Regions from separate parts of the Homo sapiens genome. Here region 1 is linked to region 2. A link is a loop called in an ENCODE intact Hi-C map of the cell type or tissue named here. Cell type or tissue: pancreas. All regions are shown on one strand. Each heading gives the region's core, and the rest is flanking DNA. Links, peaks and the distances in the headings are about the cores only.

Region 1 (5,373 bases), core at 85-5,084, 110 kb before region 2:
CTATGTGTGTGCTAAGGTATACTTGTGATGTATCAGTGTGAGTCTGTGAGTACAGTAAGTCTCCCTGGCTGTCTTGGGCAGAGGCTGGAGAAATGTGAGTGAAGAGGATTGGAGTGGAAGGGTTAGGAATGAGTCCCTGCCTGAGTTCCCAGCCTATTCCTCTGTTCCTTAACAAAAATTAGGACGTATCCTTCTTCCAATTTCCTTCCCTACTGCAGACAAGGATGGGAACATGGAGCACAAAGTGAAGGTGCTAATGGAGTGCAGTGAGGGCAGCAGTGGAGCAGTCAGCCCTCCTCCCAAGATTCTTACCTCTTACCTTTCCCGCTATGTCCAGCCCCTGCAGCCTGCCTGGGGGTCAGGATCCAGGTTATTGCAGAGCAGCTGAGAGGCTCCATTGTGTGGCCTTGGACCTGTTCTCTGGCCTGGTGCTGCTAGCCCCCTCCCCTCTAGACCACACAGAGGGTCTTGGCTACTGGTCCTAGGTGACTGTGGAGTCTTCTCTTCCATTGCCAGAAAACTGGCTTACATCAAGGAGGCAGGTGCAGGCTGTAGAGCCTGAAATGCCAGAGCTTGCAGGGTCTCCAAGGCTAACATTGTATGGGAAACTGGTCTAGAGGGGGTGAGCGGTGGCATTTGCCCAGAGTTGCTCAGCAGGATCCTAGATATAAAGTTGGACCCTGCAGCATCTATGCACTAACATAGACAATTAACATAGATAATTAACATAGACAAATAACATAGACTATAGACACTGGTCCAGATCTTTTCCTTTTATTTTTAGTTGATGCATAATAATTGTAGTAAATAATTTACTACAATTATTACAACCCCACAAATATGGGATTTAATTGTATGTAAATCCCATATTTGTGGGATGCAGAATGATATTTGATACATGCATACAATATGTAACAATCAAATAAGGGTAATTAGCATAACTCTCACCTCAAACACTTATCATTTCTTTTTGTTGTGAACGTTAGAAATCCTCTTCTAGGTTTTTGAAGATATATAATAAATTATTGTTAACTATATCTACCCTACAGTGCTATGGAACACTAGAACTTGTTTCTCCTACCTTGCTGCAATTTTGTTTTCATTAAGGTATAGCTATTTTGAGGAAACTAAAAACTTAGCATCTCCTCTTGTCTCTAGGGAAATCTCAAATGTCACCTGGGCTGTCAATGCTTCTGAATGCCCCTTCCTTCCTAAAGGCAGGATAGGAGTAAGGTCAAGATCAAGGTGAAGGATAGCAGACAATTATCCAGATAAATCAGGCATGGAATAGATCACCTTTAGGTGAGAGAGGTGCTCGTGGCTTTAGGGAGAAGTGTAGGTTAGCAAGAGCGTCTGGCACTCCACTTTCCCCAGGGTTCCTGGGCTGGGAGAGGTGGCCGAATTCTCCTCCTAGCCCTAGGCAGAGCAGAAGGTCCAGCGCCAGTGACCCCCTTGGAGGAGAGGAAGGGGTAGGGGAATGGTCAGAGTTTGCCAGTGAATGTCTCTAGTTTTCGGATCTTCCAGTGTGGTGGCTTCCCTGCCTCTTTTGCTTTCGTGAGTCTGTTGGAGAATCTATCTGTCAGTTGGCCCACTGGAGTGCTCCAAGCCTTGCTTCCCTCACCCCACCTGACTCTAGGCCTTTTATAAAGTGAAGAATAAACAAAGAAAATCTGGGCCACTCAGGTCCCAGGCAGCTTTGGTTGGAGCCGTTCCTTCCTTGGTCAGATATGCTGACCAAGCTTCAGGGCTTTGGGGTGTGTGTGTGTGTGTGTGTGTGTGTGTGTGTATGTGTGTGCGTGTGTAGGCTCAAGTGTAGCATTAGGAATTCTGAATTACACTTACCTCTGGAAGCTACCAGGGCTTTTTGGTGCCTCTTTCCACTCCTCCTGGATCTTTACCTTAGCACCTACCCTGAAGATACTTATCTAATATTGGGAGTAGAGAAGGGGAGGAGGTGAGAAGATTCCTGATTCTTGCTGGGGTGCTGACTCTCTGTGTCCTTTGGCAAGTACTCCCCCTATCCCCACTGGGCCTCCATTTCTCTGTCTCAGAAATGGAGCTGGGGAAAGTTAGCCTGGACTCACCTCCTGGGTCTGTGGTCAGTGGCTGCTTCCCAGCTCCTCCCTCTAGTCTACTGAACAGCTCATGCCCCTCCCTCAGCTGTCGCTCTGCAGCAAGGGTGCTGGATGGGACAGTGCTGGACTTTGGAGACATCTCAGGAGCAGCCTCAGGACTTCTACCATAGCTGCCTACTTACTGGGAGCTTGGCTCACTTCCTTTCTGGATCTAAGAGGCTTCCACGTGGGACCCAGGGCTTTTTCCTTCCCTGGCAGGGCCATGGAGGGGTGGCCAAATCTCTGTGTATGTTTTGGTTGCCGGTTTGCATAAATGTACCTCCTTTGGGGAGAAGGGGGAATGTGGATGAGGTTGAAGGTGAGTCGCTGCCTGAAGCTGGCAGAGCTCAGCCCATCCCATTGTGTCTCCCGGGGCACTGAGATAGGGTGGCACAAAATGGAAAAGGGAGCCTCTAACCCAGCTCCTTTTTACTCCTCTCTGTTCACCCTGAGCCACCCAGCCTTCTTTCCGGGAAGCCTTGCCCGGATGAGGGCTGGGTAGTGGGGAGAGGCAGGGCACCCCACAGGAGCTGGAGGGCTGTAACCTATCAATGTGGGGGAGTGGGTCAGAACGTTCCCAAAGCCTGAGTGGGGAGGGGGCTGTGGCTTGGCTCCCTCCCTAAAAGTCCCCGCCCAGGCCAAACTAAAGAACTTGCTTTTGTGGGGTTGTAGCTGGAAGTACTCGAAGACTGGGGGCCGGGACCAGAGCTCTCAGAGACAAGTCCGCCGAGTGAGTGTCTGAGGATGGAGACGCGAAGGGAATGGGGAGGGGCGGGCTCTGTTGCCGCTTACCCTGGAGCTGGGGCTCCAGTTTTCCAGTCGAAGTTCTCCTCTCTGCCTACATCTCGGATTCTGGGTCTCAGATGCAATCGCGCACCCAAATTGCATCCTGTGAACAGAAAAAGTCTCAAACATGCGTACAAAGAATATTCAGAAGCAGAAGCAATTTCTGAAGAGCGAGGCCCGGGACTGAGTTGGCGAGACTCCCAGTTCGAGTGAGCGAAGCCAGGGTGGAGGGCTCCGGACCGAGATTCCTGAAAGCCTCCCTGACACCGGATCCTGAGCGCAGGACGGGCCCAGCCACTTGGGGGCGCCGCTGGCCCCAAAGTACCGGGAGCTTACCCTCCGCTGACCAGGATTCACCCTGGCTGGCAGAGACTACCCTACGCTCCGCTCACCCGGCCACCCCGCCCCGCTCTGCGCTGACCCTCCGTTAGAGGCTGACTCTCCAAACTAGGACGATCTTGCTCCTATGCGGGACGACCCAGCGCTAAAAAGGGATGACCCTATACCACCGGGGGTGACCCTGCTTTGAGTGGGTCTGACCCTGTGCTAACAGAGATGACCTTAAACTGACAGAGGCAGATCCTGTGCTAACCGGGATGTGCTTGCGCTACCAAGATTGGCTTTGTGCGCTCCCTCTTAAGGCTTATCCTGCATAGATTAGGTGCTAAGGCTTGCAGTCCTTGTTATGGTCCCTGTAGCTCTTGCGCCGCAGCAGGGATGCCCTATTCCACCCCCAAACTGGTAGCTGCTTTATTCCTCTCCCCGTAGCCCTTTGGGGGCAGTTCTGGGACACCTGGTTGGAGAGAAGCCTGCCGTGGCTGGGCACACCCTGCACCTCTGGGAGGAGGAGTTCACAACCTCAAGGAGGAGGTGGCTGAGTTGTGGGGAGGGAACTGATTTTATGGAGGCTGGGGCATCTTGGGGGCCAGGACTGTGAGTACTTTTCTGTTGTCTGTGCTCCTGACCCCAGAGCCCGGCCTTGCCACCCCCACACCCTCTCCACATATGTAGGCGGCTTTATTTTTGCACCACTCCATCTTCCTGGGCCTACTCTCCCTCTCTGTAAAATGAAATGAACTTATCACCAGACTGCCCTCATCTGCTGGAATGTCCTTGTCAGTCTCAATTCATTTCACCATTCTTTTATTACTCACTTTGTGCCTGGTCCTCTCCTCTGCACTGGGGATACAGTGGTGAACAAAACCGATGTGGTTCCTGTCCTCAGGATGGTGACAATCTAGTGGAGGACAGAAAGAAACACAAATGCATGTGGAATTAAAGCTGTAATATGGGCGCAGAGGGAAGAATGCCGACGGCCTTGAGAGAGAATAGCTGAAGGATGTCATGGGGTGGGGATTCCTCCCCAGCTCTGGAGCCTGCTGTGGGGAGAACTCATCACCCCATACTTGATCCTGTTTGACTCCGATTTCAGTCAACAGACCTCTGGCCGCTGGACTTGCTGGTCATGGCAGCTATAGGGAGCCAGGAGCCCCTCCCAGTGTGTCATCATCCATCACAGATTTCCATTTGAGCAGCCCTCCTCCAATGTCACCAGAAGGGATTCACCCTTCATTCCAGCACCCAGAGCAACTTCCTCTCCCCAGGTCCTTGGATTTGGAAGAGGCAGTCTGCCCCTCAAGAACACGATGTGGAAGTCAGGCTGGCTTTGGGATATGAGATGGCTTCAGTTCTGAGATCTCTCTCTCTCTCCCCCTCTCTTTCTTTTTCACTGAAGGCCACAGTCACACTGAGATCTCTATCCAGCATGCTGTCTGGTGCAATAAATAGTCATTGATTAAAAGAATAATTCTAGGAGACTACTCTTTAATGAGCCCAACAGCCAGAGTGATTCTGTGGTTCATGGGTCTGATTATCTGATTGTTCCTTCTTCCACTTTCTACCTGGTTCACTCCCTACTCAGGGTCACCTCCCCCACCAAGCCTTCACTAGCATCTCCCCACTCCCACAGAATTTTTTTTTTTTCTTTTTTTGGAGACCGGGTCTTGCTGTGTCACCCAGGCTAGAGTGCAGTGGCATGATTATGGCTCACTACAGCCTTGATTTCTCGGGCTCAAGCGGTCCTCCCATCTCAGCCTCCTGAGTAGCCAGGACTACAGGCTAGCCACCACGCATGGCTAATTATTTATTTGTAGAAATGGGGGTCTCCTTATGTTGCCCAAGATGGTTTCAAACACCTGGGCTCAAGCAATCCTCACACATCAGCCTCCCAATCCTAAGACTTTTCATACTTTTAAAGAACTTACTGTGATGTATTATTTTCTGCTTGCTGTTCCCCCTCCCTCATCTTTTCCAGTACACAGCACAAGGCCTGGAACATGAAAGAATGAATCAACTGCATGTGTAGAAGGGCCCCAAAAATGTGTTGCATTGCCCAAAGACAAGTGGAGTTAATGTGATTCAGAAATATGTCCCTTCATAGAGCAATAATGATCTCTGGTGCCTGGTGTGGTGG
Region 2 (5,373 bases), core at 137-5,136:
GGAGCAAATCTCCATTTTGGCAGGAGGGACTCTTACTTGATCAGGGCTGAGTTCTACGAGTGACTGTAAATTCTCAGTAAAACAGCCCCGTTGGGCCTAATTTCAACCACTTAACCCAGAGGTTGCATTCTTGAAGTGTTCTGCCAAATACATTCGTCTCCCGGCTCTGAGACCACAGCTCCTGAGCTCTTGCACGCAGCAGCTGCTTTACCGCCAGCCTTTCTGTTCTCACCTGCCTGCAAGACTTGGGATCCACTCCCCCCTCACTTCCCCCTTCTTTCTCACTCCCACGCGAGGGAGCCTCCCAGTGTGGCTTCTCGGCAAGTGTGGGTCTGAGCTGGCCACCCTGGCTCCTGTTGGTTTGAGACCAAACAGCCGGGCAATTGATCAAAACCTGGTCAGCATTGGAAACCCTATATAAATGCCTGGCTAATTCGGTCAGACACTAAATCAAGTTGGCCAAACAACAGCTGAAATGGGCAAGCACAGCCTAAACTACTGGTCAACTTGGTCAAACATCTGTCAGCTGGTCTGAACAGTGCCAAAACAACCTATCAAGTTAGCCTAAGTAAAGGGTACCTTCAAAACAATTGGGTCAAACTATAACAAAACTTCCACTTAGTTTGAATAACAAGTCAACGTGGTCAAGTCATACCAAAGCAATTGTTCAACTTAGTCAAACAACCAATCAGCTTGATCAAACAACTCTCAAACAACCTGTCTTTAGAATTAAACAAAGCCAAAACACCAAACCAACTCAACAACTAGCCATTAGGTCAAACCATACCAGAACAATGGGTCAGCTGGGTCAAATGATAGAAACACACCCGGCTGTTGTAAACAGCCAACTGATGGCCTCATACAATGTCAAAATATTTGGATTAATTCACTCAAACATCCAGTCATTTCCATCAAACCCAGTCAACACAGTTAATGAATGCCAAAACACCTACCCAACTTAAACAGCCAGTCAAATGGGTCCAACCGTGACAAAATAACTGGTCTACTTGGTGAAACCACCAATCACCACAGCTAAACAAGCAGTCAACCCAATCAAACTATGCAAAAGCAACAGGTCAAACTGGTCACCAAGCAGTAACAAAACACCCACTCCGTTCTGTCAAACAACCACTCAAGCAGGAGAGGCTGTGTCTAAACATTCAGTCAATTCCATGAAGAGCCAGTTGCCTCGATACTATGAAACCAAAACAACCACTTAACTTGGTTAAATTAATGATGAGGCTAAGTTCTTGGAGATGCGCCCTCTGCTCTGTCTGGCATTCTCAGGAGAGCATCACCAAAAGAGGTGGTCTATGCAGCAAAGTGAGCGGTTAACGTCTTTATCTTTCACCAAAACATCCATCAGTTCAGTCTTGCAACATCCAGGAAGAAATCAGACCTCTCGCTTCTCTGGGTAAATAAACTCTAACTTGGAGATTGAGTTTCTCAGGTCAGGGGAGAATGGTCATTGGCAGACAGGGAGAAGGTTTGAAAGAGCTAGTTCTATCCCTTCTCCCCAGACTGTACTGGGGAAGAAAAAAGTCTCCTCTGGTATCCCTGGTTGCAAAATATTTGGGATGGAGATGCTTTCTTCCAATGACCAGACCTTTGAGGGGTGAGCTGCTCAGAACCTGCAGCAAGTTAGTGGTGAGCTATGACCCATGTGTCGAGTTAGTTTCTCAGAGCTAAAGGCACTAATCCCACAGCACAAGTCTGGCTTCCAAAATCCAAGTCTTTCACTGGGACAGGAACTCCCTTCATCAAGTCCAGGAGCTCTGGTCCCCAGCAGAGCAAGACTGTTCAGAGGTTAATAGTGACAGTAACATAGTGAGCTCTCACTGTGTGCTAGGCACTGACCTAAGAAGCCTTTAACACACATCACATTTTATCTTTACAAAACCCAATGAGATTGGCAATGTTATTCCCCCATTTTCCAGGTGAGATTCATGGAGGCTCACAAAGATGAAGAAAGTTGTTTTAGGTTATGGAGTTGTTAAGTATCAGAGCCAGGATTTGAAACCAGCTCTAACTTAAGGAGCCAGCTGTACCTATGAAATCCTTATTGAAAAAAAGGATGAAGGAAGGAGTTGGCCTGAACTGCATCATACTGAAGGTGTAGGTGAGATGCTGCATAATGAACCTGTGTGTGTCTGAATGTGTGGCAGCTGCAAAAGAAGAGGTACTTCATCCCAGTGGAGACACAGGTGTAGACAGGTTGGAAGCCTGAATTTCAGTAACGCACAATCTCAGCTTACAGTCCACCCTGGTGCTAAGCCCTCTTGCCCAGGAATGCCAAATGGGCATTACTCATTACCCCAGAGGCCAGTGGGTCCTGGGGTACCCTGGACCTATAGGCAACCTTCAGGGCTGGCTTACTGGACAGGGGGCAGGTGACTTCCTGAGATCTGCTCAATCCTTGCCACTGAAATCCCTCTTGGCACCTGTACCTGGGCAGCAGATCTGAACCCATTATTGACCACAATTGACACCCTCCCTTCATTCAAGGGAAGAAAGTCATGTTGACTCACCTCCTTACGTTAGGCACAGACCATTTTATTGAACGTTAACGCAAATCACACGGGCAGGAAATGTCGTAAAGAGAAAAGTAATCTTCTGACGGAAAAATAAATTATCAGCCGTGTTCCGAAGGAAAAGAAACATTCTTAAATAATTTCTCTTGCTGTTGGTATTGGCTGGCAGTGTGGGCCAGCCAAGCAAATGGTAATTTCCAAATTAGATTATACATTATGTCATATTAGTTTTATATTAGAAAAACAAACGGGATCAGAGGAGAAGTGCCAAGGTTGGCGAGCTGTGCTTGCCACGTGACCAGCCGTGTTTCCACTGCAGAATGTTTAATGATTCCGGGAGAGGTGGAAGAGCAAACATTCAGACCGACGCGGGGGAGAGTTGAGGTTGGTTGCACAGAGGTAGGCTCTTCCAGGAGGGAAAGGACAGCTCCCAGGCTGGGCCCCTCTGAGTATGGGTACGCAACCAGGCTGGGGAGGCAGGGAGCACCCCCACAACAGTCTCGTTTTCTTTTCTCCAGGTATTTGGACCTTCCCTTGGAAAAGCTGGTCTGGGGCATGGGCTTTGGAGTCAGGGCACCATGGCCAGTCCATGTTCACAGGAGCAGCAGGTGGAGGTGCCCCATGTCAGTCCCAGAAGTCTGAGTGGGGCTATGTTGGTGGCCTACTTCCCTAGAGAGCTGCCCTTGGGCAGTGGGGGCAGATATCTGTCTCCCTAGTGTGCAGGGCCAGGGGAATGATAAGGAGGAGACTTTAAATGAGACTCATATTGCTAGCTCATGGTTTTTTTTTGTTTGTTTGTTTTTTGTTTTTTTTTTTTTTTTTTTTTTTTTGAGACAGAGTCTTGTTCTGTTGCCCAGGCTAGAGTGCAGTGGCATGATCTTGGCTCATTGCAGCCTCCACCTCCCAGGTTCAGGTGATTCGTGTGCCTCAGCTAGGATTACAGGTATGCGCTACCACACCAGCTAATTGTTGTATTTTTAGTACAGATGGGGTTTCACCATGTTGGCCAGGCTGGTTTTGAACTCCTGGCCTCAAGTGACTTGCCTACCTGGTTCTCCCAAAGTGCTGGGATTACAGGCGTGAGCCACCACACCCATCCAGCCAGCTCATCTTTGGTGAAGACTACTCCATGCCAGGCGATTTACCTGTACTTACTCCTCACGGCAATTCCACCAGACCATGTTACAGATAAGGAAATGGAGAGACAGAGAGGGCAAATAACTTGTCTGAGATCACATTATTGAGAACTGGCAGAGCCTGTGCATAAACCAAAGCTCCAAGGCTGAAATCTGCACCACCACAGCAAATGCCTGTGAGTGGGTGGGGAGTGAGGGATGATGAATGGCTGGTCAAGAGGGTTCTTGCAATTGCTGAGGCATCGGAGTCCTGACCTTTAAAGCCCCTTTCTCCCTAAGACTGTTGCTCAGACAGAAAACAGCACTTGTTTGTGTGTGAACTTGGGCAAATATCTTTTACCAAACTGTGAGCTTGTCAAGGACAGGGATCTTGTGAGATTATCTCTGAAAACTTTGTATCCAACTTGGATGTTGATATCACTTTTGATGGTTGCGTGGAGACAGGAGAAAGAAGAAATCTAGATGGTGAGAGCTAGAAAGGGCTCAGGGCCTCAGGAACCCGGGTCAGTGTTTGGCGTTTATAAATCTAGGTGACTCTGAAGAGTGCAGAGCTGCTCCCGGTCCCATGACAGGCATTGGCTAATCATTCACAGAGCCCCTGCCCGACAGATCTTCTGAAGTAGCCACTACTAATCAAAGTTGGCACTGAAAGGAAACTTATTTGCTACTATTGGCCTTGCCCACCCCCTAGTTGTAACTGAGAAAACCAATAGCAGAGATGGGGAGGCAGCTTGTTTGAAGTCACACTACCAGTCACAGACAGAGTCGGATCCCAAACCCACCTCCCAGAGCATACAATGGCGTTAAAAGAGAAGATTTAGGACAAATTAATTACCAAGTATCTGACAAGTGATAGCCTGTGGCCAGCTCTGGCTGCCTGGAGCCTGGAGGAAGAGAGAAAATAGAACCTGGGGACCAATCACACGGCACTGCAGGCTGGAAGTCCCATCACTTTGGGCAGTCCTGTCCTCAAACTCTTTTCCATATTTCTCAGTAGATCTGGGTTCTAGCTCCAGCTGGATTTTCCTTTGGTAGTCTATGTCCTCTCTCTGGACCTCAATTTGTTCATCTGTTAAATGGGGACAGGCATGGTGCTCAAGCTCTCTGAGATGTAAAATTCCTTCTGGCTCTAATATTCCAGGATTCTGTGGTCTCAGAATTCAGCCCAGACTGTCCCAACACTCAGCTTCTCCTTGGAGTGAGTCCATGGGAAACTACAGCAATTTTCTTGGACCACCAGTGGGAGAAGGAGGCATTCAGCAGGATTTCTGCCTAACTTCTGTCTGACACCCCTGGTGGCCTGGGGGGCTACTGCTGCTCCTGACTTACTTCCCTTTCCCCCTGGAGAGCCCAGCTCCTGGGGATGACCTGACCCGAAAACACATGCATTCACTCACCAAATACTCAGAATCCTTCCTCTAGGCCAGAACTCTTGCTGGGTGCTTGGGACCCCATCTTTGTCCTTGGAGGAGCTCACAGTCCAATGAGGGGGGCAGAAATGCATGGAGACCACCCAAATGCAGTCTGCACAGTAGGTAAGACCTGTGACTGGGATAGCGGGGAAGCCGTGGGAATGCAGGGGAGTCTTCCGGGGAAAAGTGGTGTCTGAGCTAGACTCTGAAGGATGAGGCAGAGTTCAGCAAAGAAGAGCAGGGGGTAGGGTCCATGCTGCAGGCAGAGGGAACAGCAGAAGCAAACGCCCAATT

The links. Peaks named below come from ENCODE experiments on the same cell type or tissue, not always from the same donor. Only the 100,000 strongest peaks of a DNase experiment are listed, where the experiment ranks them.
Region 1: it touches region 2 in a loop (2.0-fold over the local background); 1 of 110 quality-filtered maps calls a loop at or near these places.

What each region holds. Positions count from the first base shown.
Region 1 is chr1:47,446,897-47,452,269 of GRCh38, forward strand. No RefSeq gene overlaps it. Among named protein-coding and RNA genes, the nearest start is that of FOXD2, 12 kb to the left of the region's middle. In pancreas, for the core only: a CTCF peak has its summit at 3,198 (motif pointing right); a DNase peak (open chromatin) is centred at 3,219; H3K27me3 peaks cover 1,013 bases.
Region 2 is chr1:47,556,241-47,561,613 of GRCh38, forward strand. No RefSeq gene overlaps it. Among named protein-coding and RNA genes, the nearest start is that of FOXD2, 120 kb to the left of the region's middle. In pancreas, for the core only: no CTCF peak of the experiment used is centred there; a DNase peak (open chromatin) is centred at 2,901; H3K4me3 peaks cover 477 bases; H3K27ac peaks cover 2,293 bases.